2 separate regions of the Homo sapiens genome follow, and region 1 is linked to region 2. The links are chromatin contacts, found by Hi-C or POLR2A ChIA-PET in ENCODE. All regions are on one chromosome and are shown on one strand. The core of a region is the stretch at or near the end of the contact, and the rest is flanking DNA. Distances in the headings are between cores, read along the strand shown.

The links. Hi-C counts contacts between places; a loop is a spot of excess contacts on that map. ChIA-PET counts read pairs that join two places held with the same protein, here RNA polymerase II (POLR2A). Pooled maps may share reads with other maps.
Region 1: a loop to region 2 is called in a pooled map, with 2.7 times the contacts of the local background. The contact joins two enhancer-like sites. A Hi-C loop is called at or near these places in 2 of 50 pooled maps. POLR2A ChIA-PET finds 5 or more read pairs at or near these places in 3 of 52 experiments (activated CD4-positive, alpha-beta T cell, activated T-cell and activated naive CD8-positive, alpha-beta T cell).

What each region holds. Positions count from the first base shown.
Region 1 is chr1:67,397,400-67,404,613 of GRCh38, forward strand. IL12RB2 (interleukin 12 receptor subunit beta 2) reads left to right here. Exons shown (of 17, transcript NM_001374259.2): 17 at 1-1,325. Among named protein-coding and RNA genes, the nearest start is that of SERBP1, 29 kb to the right of the region's middle. Within about 2 kb of position 2,857, at least 2 of the 41 ENCODE cell types and tissues checked have a DNase peak (open chromatin) inside an H3K27ac peak, as active enhancers do.
Region 2 is chr1:67,213,216-67,220,858 of GRCh38, forward strand. IL23R (interleukin 23 receptor) reads left to right here. Exons shown (of 11, transcript NM_144701.3): 7 at 6,359-6,515. Among named protein-coding and RNA genes, the nearest start is that of IL23R, 51 kb to the left of the region's middle. RefSeq lists an enhancer at 2,150-2,289. Within about 2 kb of position 1,341, at least 2 of the 41 ENCODE cell types and tissues checked have a DNase peak (open chromatin) inside an H3K27ac peak, as active enhancers do.

The DNA of each region.
Region 1 (7,214 bases), core at 1,607-4,106, 190 kb after region 2:
CAGGGTCTAAGACCCCAACCTCTGAGGTTGTCCTCAGAAGTGGTCTGTCCCCTGTTCCCAAAGGCACAGCTTTCATTCCCGGAGAAGATATTGAGCTGGTCCTCTGCCAGCTCAAGTTGAGCCTGGAAGATAACTCTCTTTTCCACAACATGGACTTGGAACATGATCCATGTTTTGCTCTTTAAAGCTGTGGCCCCTGGCTTGCCACCCTCCCTAGCCCATTGCTGCCTCTGTCTCTTCACCATAGGCACTTCTGCCAAACTAGTGGAGAAGTCTTGGTCTAAACTGCTAATAATGCTCTTCCCTAAAGAACAGGATAAAAGATCCAAAATACTTTTTCTTAAATTCCTGTCAAGCCTGGGGTCCACCCCGTACCCCTTCCCACATGAACGCTGGAACTGAGATGGCTTCCCCATCATCGTCTGGATTTTCATTTAACAAAGTACTTGTTGTAAATGTGTACTTCTTGCCTAACGTGAGGAACTAAAAACTTGTCCATGCATACCCCAGTCCTGTAGAAATAACTGTTCTCGGGCTTTAGGTTTTCCAGATTTCCCTCAGAGCTCTAGAAACTGAGCGATGGACAGTTGCTCTGCTTCTTCAGGTTGGAACTCTTGATACATCCTTGTTTCCTGAAATTCCAAACTTAACACCTATAGTTCTCTCAGGCTTTTTTTGAAAAGTTCCTTCGTTTCTATTTCTATTCCACTCTATTTAGCTATTATTGTGCGGCACCCCCAATGGTTCCTTTCCTCTCAGCATCGCTGTAGCTTGCCTGTACCCAGGACATGCCCTTGACTGGCACAAACCGTGACAGACATGCCCTTGACTGGCACAAACCATGACAGACAAGGCCACCTCCTCAGAAGCGGAACAACCTATTATCTTTTGGCAATGGGAGCTAACTTCACTGTTTTCTTACAATACCTGGTTTTTCCTATCTTTGGTTTCCTTTTGATTATCTCTCATCCATCTCAGCCACTATTCTCCTCCCCTCCCTTGTGTCTACAACACCCCATTTTACCAAGTCTCCCATTTAACCTCCCCATCCTTTTCTTTCCCTTAAAGTCTCATATGATACTGCAGTCCTCATTTGTCTTCCCAAAAAAAAAAAAGAATTTTTTTTTTTTTAAGGAATCCTTCCTTGACTCCTAAAGACTCCTAAGGATGCTGAGGCCTCCTCAGCATGATTTCCATATACTTACTTTCTCTGTTGGACTGCAGACAACTTGAAAGCAGGAACTTTGGCAGTGTTTCCCCAGCACCAGCATCATGCCTGGTCCATAGTAGCTACCAATAAAAAAGTAAGCATCATGAACCCAAAAGTATCTGAGAAAGGTCTCAATTAATTTAAAAAGTTTTTATTTTGCTAAGGTTAAGGACACACATGACCCACCCTCAGAAGGTCCGGAGGACATGTGCCCAAAGTGGTTAAGGCACAGCTTGGTTTTATACATTTTAGGGAGATATAAGACATCAATCAACATATGTAAGATGTACATTGGTTGGGTCTGGAAAGGCAGGATAACTCAAAGTGGGGGCTTCCAGGTCATAGGTAAATAAGAGACAAAAGATTGCATTCTTTTGGGGTTTTGATCAGCCTTTTACTAAATACACAATTTACATGTGAGAAGGAGGTAGCTCAGGTGAACAGAGGGATGACTTTGAGTTCTGTGTATCCTTTGTCCCACACTTGTGAAGATCAGCTATGGTGAAATTCAACAGAACTGTTTTAGAGTAAAGATCTTGAAGCCCTCGTAGGCAAATTGTGAGGAAAGTATGCAGTTTTTCGGGGGAGAAGGGGAATAAAATGGGAGGCAGCTTTGCCTGATGCAGTTCCCAGCTTGACTTTTCCCTTTGCCTTAGACTGATTGTCTTTTCGCAGCAGTATCACTTGCCACTGCTTTGTCTTATTCTTTCTATTCCAGAAGCCAGCCCATCTGTGCCCATTTCCTCCTTATTGGAACAATTGTTTGCATTCGTTCATTTTCCTCCCCAAACCCCATTCTCTCCCATTTGTTGACAGCACCATTGTGATGCATGGAGGGGTGTTTCTCATTTTAAAGACGTATTTGAGCATGTCTTTGGCAGCTCACTCTGCCAGATAAGGTGTCCTCTTTCCATGAATGACAGAAGATGGGTAACTCTGTTCTGCCATTGCCCCAAGCGGTTTTCACAATCTGCCCTTCTCCCCTCTGCCCCCCACCACTAGTAAAAACCCCAAACCAAGTTGCTAGGTTCACCAGATCTAGGTGATACTCACCAACATACAGCTAGGCTTTCATTCCTCAGGAAAATTGCAATTTTGTGGTCTTATAATGATATATATTGGTTTCCATCCATGGTTGCGGGCTCCTGATGTCAGAGGTGTTTGAACCAAAGCAACTCCATCTTGAATAGAGGCTGGGTAACATAAGGCTGAGACCTACTGGGCTGCATTCTCAGGAGGTTAGGCATTCTTAGTCACAGGATGAGATAGGTTGGCACAAGATGTCACAAAGACCCTGCTGATAAAAGAGGTTGTGGTAAAGAAGCCAAACAAAACCCACCAAAACCAAGATGGTGACGAAAGTGACCTCTGGTCATCCTCACGCTTATTATATGCTAATTATAATGCATATAATTAGCATATAATATGCATATGTTAACATGCTAACAGACACTCCCTCCATGACAGTTTACAAATGCCAAGGCAACGTCAGAAAGTTACCCTATAGGGTTTAAAAGGGGGAGAAACTCACAGCTCTGGGAATTGCCTACTCCTTTCCTGGAAAACTCATGAATAATTCACCTCTTGTTTAGCATATAATCAAGAAATAACTCAGGCCAGGCATGGTGACTCACGCCTGTAATCCGAGCACTTTGGGAGGCTGAGGTGGGTGGATCACCTGAGGTGTCAGGAGTTCCAGACCAGACTGGCCAACATGGTGAAACCCCATCTGTACTAAAAATACAAAATTAGTCAGGCATAGTGGCATGCGCCTATAATCCCAGCTACTCAGGTGGCTGAGACGAGAATCGCTTTGAACCCGGGAGGTGGAGGTTGCAGTGAGCCGAGATTGCACCATTGCACTCCAGCCTGGGCAACACAGCGAGACTGTCACAAACAAACAAACAAACAAACAACAACAACAACAAAACTGTAAGTATACTCAATTGAGCAGCCCACGCTGTTGCTCTATGGAGTAGCCATTCTTTCATTCCTTTACTTTCTTAATAAACTTACTTTCGCTTTACTCTGTGGATTCACCTCAAATTCTTTCTTGTTCAAGATCCAAGAATCCCCTCTTGGGGTCTGGATGGGGACTCCATTGTTATGGATGTCCCATAACAATAACTCCCGTAGCCCTCCTCAGTCTTTTGCTATGTTGGGTGTGTCAGGCCTCAGGGACCAGCCTCTGACCTTCTCCTATCCTCCTTTCACTCTAACATTCCCCTGCCTTTCCAATTGTGAGTCTTAAGACCCTCCCATGAGAGGGTCCCACCCATACCCTGGGAGAAGGAAGGCTGATGTCATGAAGCTTCCATAAAAACCCAAGAGGGCCAGGCACGGTTGGCTCACACCTGTAATCCCAGCACTTTTGGAGGCCGAGGTGGGTGGATGACTCTAGGCCAGGAGTTCGAGACCAGCCTGGCTAATATGGCAAAAACCCCATTTCCACTAAAAATACAAAAATTAACCAAGCATGGTGGCACATGCCCATAATCTTGACTACTTGGAAGGCTGGGGCATGAGAATCGCTTGAACTAGGGAGGTGGAGGTTGGGGTGAGCCAAGATCATGCCACTGCACTCCAGCCTGGGCGACAGGGCAAGACTGTCTTAAAAGACAACAACAAAAAGCAAAACCCAAGAGGACTGGATTCAGAGAGCGTGAGAGCGTCCAGATGATAGCTGAACATGTGGAGATTCCTAAAAGGTGGCGCATGGGAGCTCCATGCCCCTTCCCCCATTCCTTGCACTACATATCTCTTTATCTGTATCCTTTGGAATAAACCAATCAAAGTTGTGTCTCGGAGTTCTGTGAGCTGCTCCAGTAAATTAATCAAACCCAAAGAAGGGGCTGTGGGAACAACTTGAAGCTGATCGGTCAGAAGTTCCAGGGGGCTGGACTTACAACCGGTGGGAGTGGGACAGTCTTGGGGACTGAGCCCGCAACTTGTGGGATCTGACACTATCTCTGGGTTCCCAATACCCAGAATAGTGTTGGCACTGAATTAGAGGACACCCAGATGACGTCTGCTGCTTGGTGTGGGGAAACACCCCCTGATGTCCACCATCTGGTCACAGAAGTTGCTTCTGTATTTAGTTGTGGTCTGAGAGTAAAGCCCAGCTAATTTTTGTATTTTTTGTAGAGACAGGGTTTTGCAGTGTTGCTCAGGCTGGTCTCAAACTCCTAAACTCAAGTGATTCGCCTGCCTCGGCCTCCTCAAGTGCTGGGACTACAGGTGTGAGCCACCGCACTCAGCCCTTGAGTTCATTCTTAATGAATTCATGGAAATCCTCACCATCAACTGTGAGATCCTCACCATGAGTATCTTTGAAGGACCTCTCTTTCCCTGAAGCCAGAGATTTTATTTTCTGGGTTTCTGCCTACCTTATAGGCAATAGGAAAATTAAACTAGTGTTAGTTTTTTTCTCTTCCTTCTCTTCACATTATCCCAATTTTTCAGCTTCCATTAATAGCTTTTCAGCTTCAGCATTAAGTCACCAATCCCCTGAGACCTGTGAAAGCAATGCCAAACTAGGCACATTCTATTATAGTCAGCTCCCCATGTACGATTCTTGGTTTATCTCCACCAGGTTCTACTCTTTTTAATCTAAATTAAAAATTTTGCATCTAATGCAGTTGTCACCTGTCCCAATAGCACCACTCAAGCCCTCCAAAGGAGGCATGTTTTCCTCTTCCTAACTTGCAGGACTCATGGAAGTTCACATTATCCACCTCTATGAAAGGCTTACAGGTGGACCCTCATGAGTAAAGCACCTCTCAAGAGATCAGAGGGTCTTCTTCCCACCCTAGAAAAAGATAAGCAATTCAATCAATCTGCTGGCTGATGGAAACAAACTGGATCATTACATCACAGCCTGATTAGAATGAATTTCCAAAATAGATTAAAATTAAAGCCTTGCAAAACTCTCTCTCTCTCTCTCTCACACACACACACACACACACACACACACACACACACACACACAAATATTTGCAACAGGTCAGGCATGGTGGCTCATGCCTGTAATCCCAGGACTTTGGGAGGCCGAGGTGGGCAGATCACTTGAGATCAGGAGTTCAAGACCAGCCTGGCCAACATGGAGAAACCCTGTCTCTACTTTAAAAAAAAAAAAAAAAAAATTAGCTGGGCATGATGGTGGGCGCCTGTAATCCCAGCTACTCAGGAGGCTGAGGCATGAGAATTGCTTGAACCTGGGAGGTGGAGGTTGCAGTGAGCTAAGATTGCGCCACTGCACTCCATCCTGGGCAATAGAGTAAGACTCCATCTCAAAAAATAAAAATAAAAATAAAAATCAGGAGTGTAAGTTGGCCCCTTTGTGGAGGGCAGACGGGCAATATTCGATAAAATCTGAATAAGCAACTCCACTCCTACATATAGCCCAAGGAACAGTATAATTATATTAAATTGAATACAGGATTCCTCAACAGCATTTGATTTTATAAAATGGTGAGGGGCAGGGAGTGAGAGGGAAAAGCCTTAAATGCCCTTCAGTAGAGACCTGGTTAAATCATGATATATCTGTACAATGAAACACTGAATTTCAAGGAATCTAAGACTCCAGCAGTTTTAAGACATCTCATTAGTTTATGTTCTAAGTAGAAAAAAATGCCAATAAAACGATAATATGCCATTGATATCTATGATGCACAATTTAACATGTTAATACGCCTGAAATTTGGGATCTTAGAATTGATAAAAAGCATTCTATGCAGTTTTGTTTTGTTTTTAGTATAAGCAAGGCCAGGTGCAGTGGCTCATGCCTATATTCCCAGCTCTTTGGGTGGCCAGGGCCAGAGGATCACTTAAAGCCAGTTCGAGACCAGCCTGGGCAATAACATAGCAAGACCCCATCTCTACCAAGTTTTTTTTTTTTTTTAATTAGCTGGGTATGGTGGCTTATACCTGTAGTCCCAGCTACCTGGGAGGTGGAGGCAGGAGGATCACCTGGGCAAGAGTGAGACCTCTTTTTTTTTTTTTTTTTGAGACGGAGTCTTGCTCTGTCACCCAGGCTGGAGTGCAGTGGCATAATCTTGGCTCACTGCAAACTCCACCTCCCGGGTTCAAGTGATTCTCCTGCCTCAGCCTCCCGAGTAGCAGGGATTACAGATGCCCGCCACCATGCCCGGCTAATTTTTGTATTTTTAGTAGAGATGGGGTTTCACCATGTTGGCCAGGCTGGCCTCGAACTCCTGACCTTGTGATTCACCCGCCTAGGCCTCCCAAACTGCTGGGATTAAAGGAGTGAGCCACCATGCCTGGCAGACCCTGTCTCTTTAAAAAAAAAAAAAAAAAAAATATATATATATATATATATATTTGACATGGAAACGGTCATTTACAAAAGGCTGAATATTTGTAATGACGTCTGGAAAAAATAAGAAAAAGGAAAAAAAGGCTGAATAGAATCATTTCACTTTCATAAATCAATGCAAAAAATTGTAAAGAATACACATTAAAATGCTAACCATGGTTACCTCTAGCCATAGTTTTTAACTAAATTTTTGCGTTCTTTTAATCACACCTACTCACTACTCTTATAATTGGATACTCAATAAAATATTACCAATTTCTTTTCAAAGACCTGGGACAGGGGGTCTAGAAACAGATACTGCTGACTACTTTCTTTGTGGCCCTGTCCCATGTTTCTTTTGCCCTGCCTTCTGTGTTTGGCACTTGCATTGACCCTTAGTGCTTCTGTCAGACCAAGAAAAGGCAAAGCACATGACACAATCAAGTGATGTGGGGATGGGAGTGTTAAGGTAGTATTTGAGGTCATCAGTCTTTGAAATCCAATTTATGTATAGGCCAGGCGTGGTGGCTCATGCCTGTAATCCCAGCACTTTAGGAGGCCGAGGCGGGTGAGTCACTTGAGGTCAGGAGTTCGAGACTAGACTGGCCAACACAGTGAAACCCTGTCTCTATTAAAAATGAAAAAAAAAAAAATTAGCTGGGCGTGGTGGCAGATGCCTGTAATCCCAAC
Region 2 (7,643 bases), core at 91-2,590:
CATAACATGGGGATAAGATAAGCCCTTATATCATGTGTTTGTTGTGGGAAAGGGGATCCAATGATGTAAGAAGTTAGCTACAAGCCTGGAATAGTGTAATTGTTCACTAAATGCTAGCTAGTAATGTTACTCTCTAGCCTCTAGGGGAGCCATGCAGCAGGGATAGTAGAGCAAAGGAATCCAACTGAAAGTCACAGTATTGAGGGTGCTTTTCAGCCCCTTTAGCTAAGGTACATACAGACTGTGAAGTATCTAAGGGAATTAGGCTGACGAGGCAAGGAGAATATGTGCCACGCAGCAGTCCATGTTTCAGGCAATGATGGATGGCATATATGATGGTGGTCCCATAAACTTATCATGCAGCTGAAAAATTTCTGTCACCTAGTGATTTATATTACAATTGCCTGCAGGATTCAGTACAGTAACATGCTTTATAGGTTTGTAGCCTAGAAGCAACAGGCTATACCATATAGCCTAGGTGTGTAGTAGGCTATACCACCCAGGTTTGTGTAATTACAATCTATGATGTTCGTACAATGATGAAATCGCTTAATGATGCATTTCTCAGAATGTATCCCTGTCGTTAAGTGACACATGACTCTAGTTATCTCTTGAAAGATGGTTCCAGGTCAAAGCTTCAGATTTTGTCTCTGGAGACACAGCTGCCTCTGGGAGAACATTTACAAACATCTTGCTCCCACCTCATTTACCTCTCTCCCTTCTGAATTCCCTAGAAGTCTAGCTTAGACCAGGTTGGAATATATACAGATTTTAGTAAAGGCTCAGAGATAGCAAGAAGAAAATAAATCTCAGCTGGGAGGGGTGATACAAGCCTATATTCAGCTACCTGAGAGACTGAGGCAGGAAGATCACTTGAGCCAGGGTTTTGAGGCTGTAATGCACTATGATCCCACCAGGGATAGCCACTGCACTGCAGCCGGGGCAATACAGTGAGACCCCCATCTCTATAAAAAGAAAGAAAATAAACATCTCAGAGAAAAACCACCTACTATGTAATCTTGATTACAAAATATAACTAGCTTTTCAAAGTTGGTTTGAGACCTGTCTTTTCATTTTCTAAATATTTATGTGGTCTTTAAAGTGATGTAGAGTCTGTGAGAGGCACTCAGTTACTGATGGTATAAGTTCAAAAAAATCTGGCTTGACCTCTTTCAAACTCTGTTTCCCTATTTATATAATGGAGCTAATACTACCTGTCACAAAGGATTGTTATGAAGACCATATGAGATAACAAATATTCTTTCAGTTCCATTTGCCACTTCTGACAAAGAGAAGGTTTTGAAAAGTGAGCTCAAATGTACCTGTTACCAAGATGGCCTATGTAGCACCACCAGGGGGAGCAGAGAATGAGAGTTTCAACCAGAAAACAGTTGGTTTCTGAAAACTTATTCAGAGACACTGGTAATATAATTCCTTTCTATTTTCTAAACATTTTTCTAGTCTATTACATACTCCTATTTACATGAAATAAGAGGGATTGGTATATCGGCTATCTACTGCTACGATTGAGGGAAGAGAGAGACCCTCTCATATTGTTTTATATTTTTTTATACTCAGTACCTGTTTTAAGAAAAAACAACAAGGAAGTAAAAGCAAAGACAGGCAACCCAGCACCAGGCCCGAAACCAGGACTGGGCCTGCCTGGCCAAAACCCAGTAGTTAAAAATCAACTCATAACTTAGAAAGCGATGTTATTCATAGATTCCAGACATTGTATAGAAGAACATTGTGAAACTCCCTGCCCTGTTTTGTTTCTCTCTGACCACTGGTGCATGCAGCCTCTGTCACGTACCGCCTGCTTGCTCAAATCAATCACGACCCTTTCATGTGAAATCTGTAGTGTTGTGAGCCCTTTAAAAGGACAGAAATTGTGCATTCGGGGAGCTCGGATTTTAAGGCGGTAGATTGCCGATGCTCCCAGCTGAATAAAGCCCTTCCTTCTATAACTCGGTGTCTGAGAGGTTTTGTCTGCGGCTCGTCCTGCTACACAATAATGTGTAACAAACTGCCACAAAAGCTGAAGGGACATATAACAATAAACATTTATTTCTCAATGTCAGTGGGGTCCAGCTGGTCTAAGGTGAGCTTTGCTGGAATTGGGCATGTGTTTGCAGCTCAGCTGGCTCACTCCTATGTCTTTGCATGAGCTCTCCTCTACATGTCTCCTGGTCCTCTTTCTGCCATCAACAGGCTAGCCTGGGCATGTCCTTATGGTGATGGCAGAGGGCAAGAGTACCTAAGGCCCAATCTTTCCAGTGTCTTTCAATCCTCTGCTTATATCAGGCTTACCAATGTCTGTTGGCTCAAAGCAAGCTACATGGACAAACCAGAGCCAGAATGGGAGAACGTTCAAAGCTACATGGTAAAGGGCCAGGATATGGGGCTGGGAAATTACCTGGGCATTATTGCAATCCACCTCAAAATGTCATCAAGGCTCTCCACCTGCTGCTGGAACCAGTTCGTGTGAGGAGAGGAAGATGGTAGCATCTTTCCAAACAATAAAGACCAAGAACCTTGGCAGTCTTCATCCTACTCTAGCATTTGACACTGTTGACCACCTTGTCCTGAAAATGTCTCTCCTCTTGGTTTTCCCATTTCAAGAATGTGTTAGTCTTCTATCAATATTTCTGGATGCCCTTTCCTTTGTAAATTATTTTTTCTGCCAATTCCCTAAACATTGACATTCCCTTCATACCTACCATCTCACTGTCTCCTCTCTTTCTTACTCCTTTCACCTATTCCCAAGGCCTCAGCTACACCTGTATGTAGGCTAGAAACTGGAGCCCTCCCAACTCTCATGAAAGTCAGACCTATATTTCTAACTATTTGTTTGTATCTTTATGGGCTGTCTCCTAGGCCCCTCAAATTCATGTCAAAAATTGAGCTCCCAGTTGCGAACGGCAATCCACACCTACTTCCGTATACTCTGTTTCAGGGCATTTGCCACATTGTATATACTTGCCTGTTTACACTTCTATTTCTCTACTCTTTAACTGTGAACTCATGGAAGGCAGAGATGTGCCATGATCATTTTTTGCATCTCCATTGATTTTTATAATGTCAAGTTCATGTGGATAATATTTTGAAACATTAGCTATTACTATTATTATTATTATTTGTCTAATGGTGTCCAACTTTAGTGACAGAGGCAGGGAAATCTCAGCTATGTGTTCAAGTAAGTGGATTATTGGTGACTCATTTCTCTAATTAAGCTACACCAGGGTCTCAGCAAACTTTTTATTCAAGGGCCAAATGGTAAACATTTTAGGCTTTGCAGAACATAAGATTTCTGTCTCAACTACTCAACTCTGTGTTTGTAGCGTGAAAGCAGTCACAGACAATTATGTAAATGAATGGGCATAGTCTGTTCCAATTAAAATTTCATTTTTGGACACTGAAATTTGAATTTCACATAATTTCCATACATCATGAAATAGTCTTTTTTTAAAAAAAATTTCTTTCAACCATTTAAAAGTGAGAAAACCATTCTTAACTTAGGCTGCACAAAACCAAGTATTTATTCTTTTCTTGAAAGGGCTGATAGAACAGCATACAGATAGCAAAGACAAATCCTTGGCTTCGGCATTTCCAAGTCTGAAGGTTGGTATAAGACAGAAAATGTGGAAAAATGTATGATTAGTCACAAATAAGTTTCCCCATCACCACCCCATTTCCCTCCTCTACCAAACACTAGATAAAAATTACTTGGGCAGAAAGGGGAGGAGGTTGTAGGGTAAAGGGAGAAACCAAGGGTTTAGACACTGGTGGGTTACCAAGGACCCTCTCATCCAGTGCCATGCCCCATACTGATAGTTGGGGAAGGTAGGAATTATAGAACTCTAACTAGGTTGGAGATTTTTTCTTCCCTCCACCCAAGGATGTTCCCAGGAACTTATATTTAACATAAGAAAAGAGAGATCTCAAACTGAAGAATATTACGTTTCAATGACCCCTAACCTTCAGAGTTGAGGCTCTAAGTAGAAATGGACTTACTTCAAAATTTCTTGCACTCTTGAAATTATACTATTTACAGAGGCACTCAATTAAGTCCAGCTCTTTCAATGTTCATTTTAGCCTCCAAAGATATCATCCTGAGGTATCATGTTGTACTTGCAGGGCCCTAAGCAGCCACCTGGTTTGCCTCATGGTTTAAACAACTGATAACAGTTCCATAACGTTCTTCTTACTATTTTGGAATTCTGGCTGTACTTTACGGTATTTCTTTCCTTTAAGAGGACTTATCTATAAATGTAATGGCAGCAAACATATTGGAGACTAACAACTTCCTTACAAGAGACACTAATATGAAGCAGAGTGCATTTGAGAGTCAAATCTTTGGCACAGTAAGTAAAATTTCTCTAGATCCCAGGAGACCTCAGACACTCTCCAGTTATATTAACATTGCAGAAAATTTCCAGGGCCATGAATAGAGACATGGCTTATGGAAACTCTGAAAGATATCTTTCATGCAGAGTTTGAAAAATATCATTCAGAGTTTCCATAAGCCATGTCTCAATAGACAAAACTATTCTAGGGCAGATGACATCCCCCAAACAAATATTTTCATGAATTTTACATTTTCAGTGCATTGCAAGTTTTAAGGATTAATGTTAAGGTTGGGTTTTAAATGGAAGCATCCCTGAATGAGGTTGATACCTCATTCTTTTTTTTTTTTAATCTCAATCGTTGTAACTTTCTCTTTCATGAGTATCTGATAACTGCTTTCACCTAGTTGTTGCATAAATGCATTTCTAGACATATTGACATATTTTATGTCTGCCTTTCAATCATGCTTCACTTTTTCCAGTAAATCAGTTACTAGAACATACTGAAGATGCTGTACAAATGCCTTGGTTTCTTTCTGCCAACTGAAACAGCTTGTTTGGGGCTCATTTTTCATTACGTTTTATAGCAGGGTGTAGTGCTCCAGGGAAAAAAGGATTTTTGTGTTTATCCCTCAGCTATTTTCTTTATCCTCCATTGGATTTCTCAGTTCAACTTTCTTAATATTTTAATTTTTCTCTGACACATACACATATATATATATATACATACATATACATATATACATATATACACATATATGCATATGTGTGTGTGTGTGTGTGTGTGTGTGTGTGTGTATATATATATATATGTATGTATTATTGGGCCTTGTAGAATCTGCAATAACCTGCAATGAGGACCAACTTACAGCTTAGCTTATAGGTATTTTTTTCTAAAAGTCACCATTAGCGAGTAAAATTATTTCATCATTCAGGAAGAATTATTGATCTAAATATCCAGCTGCAGGGGAGAGGGGAATTCAGACAATTGCTATCAGCTACCATTTCTCCACCCCATTAAAAGAGTATATTCCAAAATTAAGAATATATTCCAAAATTAAGAATATATTCCAAAATTAAGGCTGGGTATGGTGGCTCACTCCTGTAATCTCAACACTTTGGGAGGCCAAGGCAGAGAGATGACTTGTGCCCAGGAGACCAGCCTGGGCAATATAATGAGAACTTATCTCTACAGAAAAATTTAAAAATTATCCAATCATGGTAGTGCATGCCTGTAGTCCCAGCTACTTGGGAGGCTGAGGCAGGAGGATCACTTCAGCCCAGGAGGAGGTGGAGGTTGCAGTGAGCTGTGATCGAGCCACTGCACTCCACAGTCCAGCCTGGGCAACAGAGTGGGACCCTATCTAGAAAAAAAATAAAATAAAAAATATATATATACACACACACACATATAAATAAATAAATATATATACACACATAAATAAATATATATACACATATATATAATATCACATTTGGACTTTCTGGAGATTTGAGACAGTTGTCAAACATAAAGCAGTATGGGCTGGGCACGGTGGCTCACACCTGTAATCCCAGCACTTTGGGAGGCCAAGGTGGGCGGATCACTTGAGGTCAAAAATTCAAGACCAGCCTGGCCAACATGATGATACCCCATCTTTACTAAAAATACAAAAAAGTAGCCAGGTGTTGTAGTGCATGACTGTAATCCCAGTTACTTGGGAGGCTGAGGCAGAAGAATCGCTTGAACCCGGGAGGCGGAGGTTGCAGTGAACTGAGATCGAGCCACCGCACTCCAGCCTGGGCAATAGAGCGAGACTCCATCTCAAAAAAAGCAGTGTGTGTTTCAGTTTTAATGTATTTCAGAGACAGTATTTGATTATGTACGGCCACGTTTTATATAAAGAACACTTTGTTTTCCTAGAGTCTAGAAGACAGCTTGGAACATAATAGGTGTTCCATACATTTCTGCTAAATAAAATAGTTGTTTTAAAAGCACACCACATTTTATTATTGTTACCCATCCATTTTAGGTTAAAGAATTTGACACCAATTTTACATATGTGCAACAGTCAGAATTCTACTTGGAGCCAAACATTAAGTACGTATTTCAAGTGAGATGTCAAGAAACAGGCAAAAGGTACTGGCAGCCTTGGAGTTCACTGTTTTTTCATAAAACACCTGAAACAGGTGAGTGTACTTATATATTTTATTCTGTTGGGCTTTTCTTTATATATCTTTTCTGCTGAGCACAGTGGCTCACACCTATAATTCCAGCACTTTGAGAGGCCAAGGCAGGAAGATTGCTTGAGCCTAGGAGTTTGAGACTGGCCTGGGCAACATAGTGAGACCCTAGTCTGTACAGAAAAATAATAATTATTATTAGCCTGGGTGGTAGAATGCATTTGTAGTCGCAGCTACTTGGGAAGCTGAGGTAGTAGGATTGCGTGAGCCCGGGAGTTTGATGCTGCAGTGAGCTATGATCATCCCACTGCTCTCTAGCCTGGAGGAAAGACCAAGACCCTGTTTCCTAAAAAGTTTAAAACAGCCAGGTGCAGTGGCTTATGTCTGTAATCCCAGCACTTTGGGAGGCCAAGGTGGGTGGATTACCTTAGGTCAGGACTTCAAGACCTCCTCGGCCGACATGGTGAAACCCTGTCTCTACTAAAAATACGAAAATTAGCTGGGCATGGTGGCAGGTGCCTGTAATCTCAGCTACTCGGAAGGCTGAGGCAGGAAAATTGCTTGAACCCAAGAAGTGGAGGTTGCAGTGAACTGAGATTGTACCACCGCACTCCAGCCTGGCCAAGAGAGAGAGACTTGGTCTCAAAAAAAAATAAAAATAAAAATAATAATAATAAATAAGTTAAAAACAAAATAAAGCTACAAGATATTTTTTTTCTCTTTACCTTTGACCAAAATTGACAAAACTATTCTAGGGCAGATGATAACATTTAAATTGTCATTTTGCTTTGATTTTCTTAAGGCTTACTACAATTTATATAATGGTTCTCAAACATTCCTGGGTATAAAAACCATCTGGGAGGCTGGGTACGCTGGTTTACACCTGTAATCCCAGCACTTTGGGAGACCAAGGCAGAAAGATTGCTTGAGCCCAGGAGTTCAAGACCAGACTGGACAAGATAGGGAGACCCCATCTCTACCAAAAATACAAATAAAATTACCCAGGCATGGTGGCCCACGCCCATAGTCCCAGCTACTTGGGGACTACAGGAAGAATTATTGATCTAAACAGGCTTCAATCATAGCTCACTGAAGCCTCTGCCTCCTGGGCTCAAGCAATCCTCCTGCCTCAGC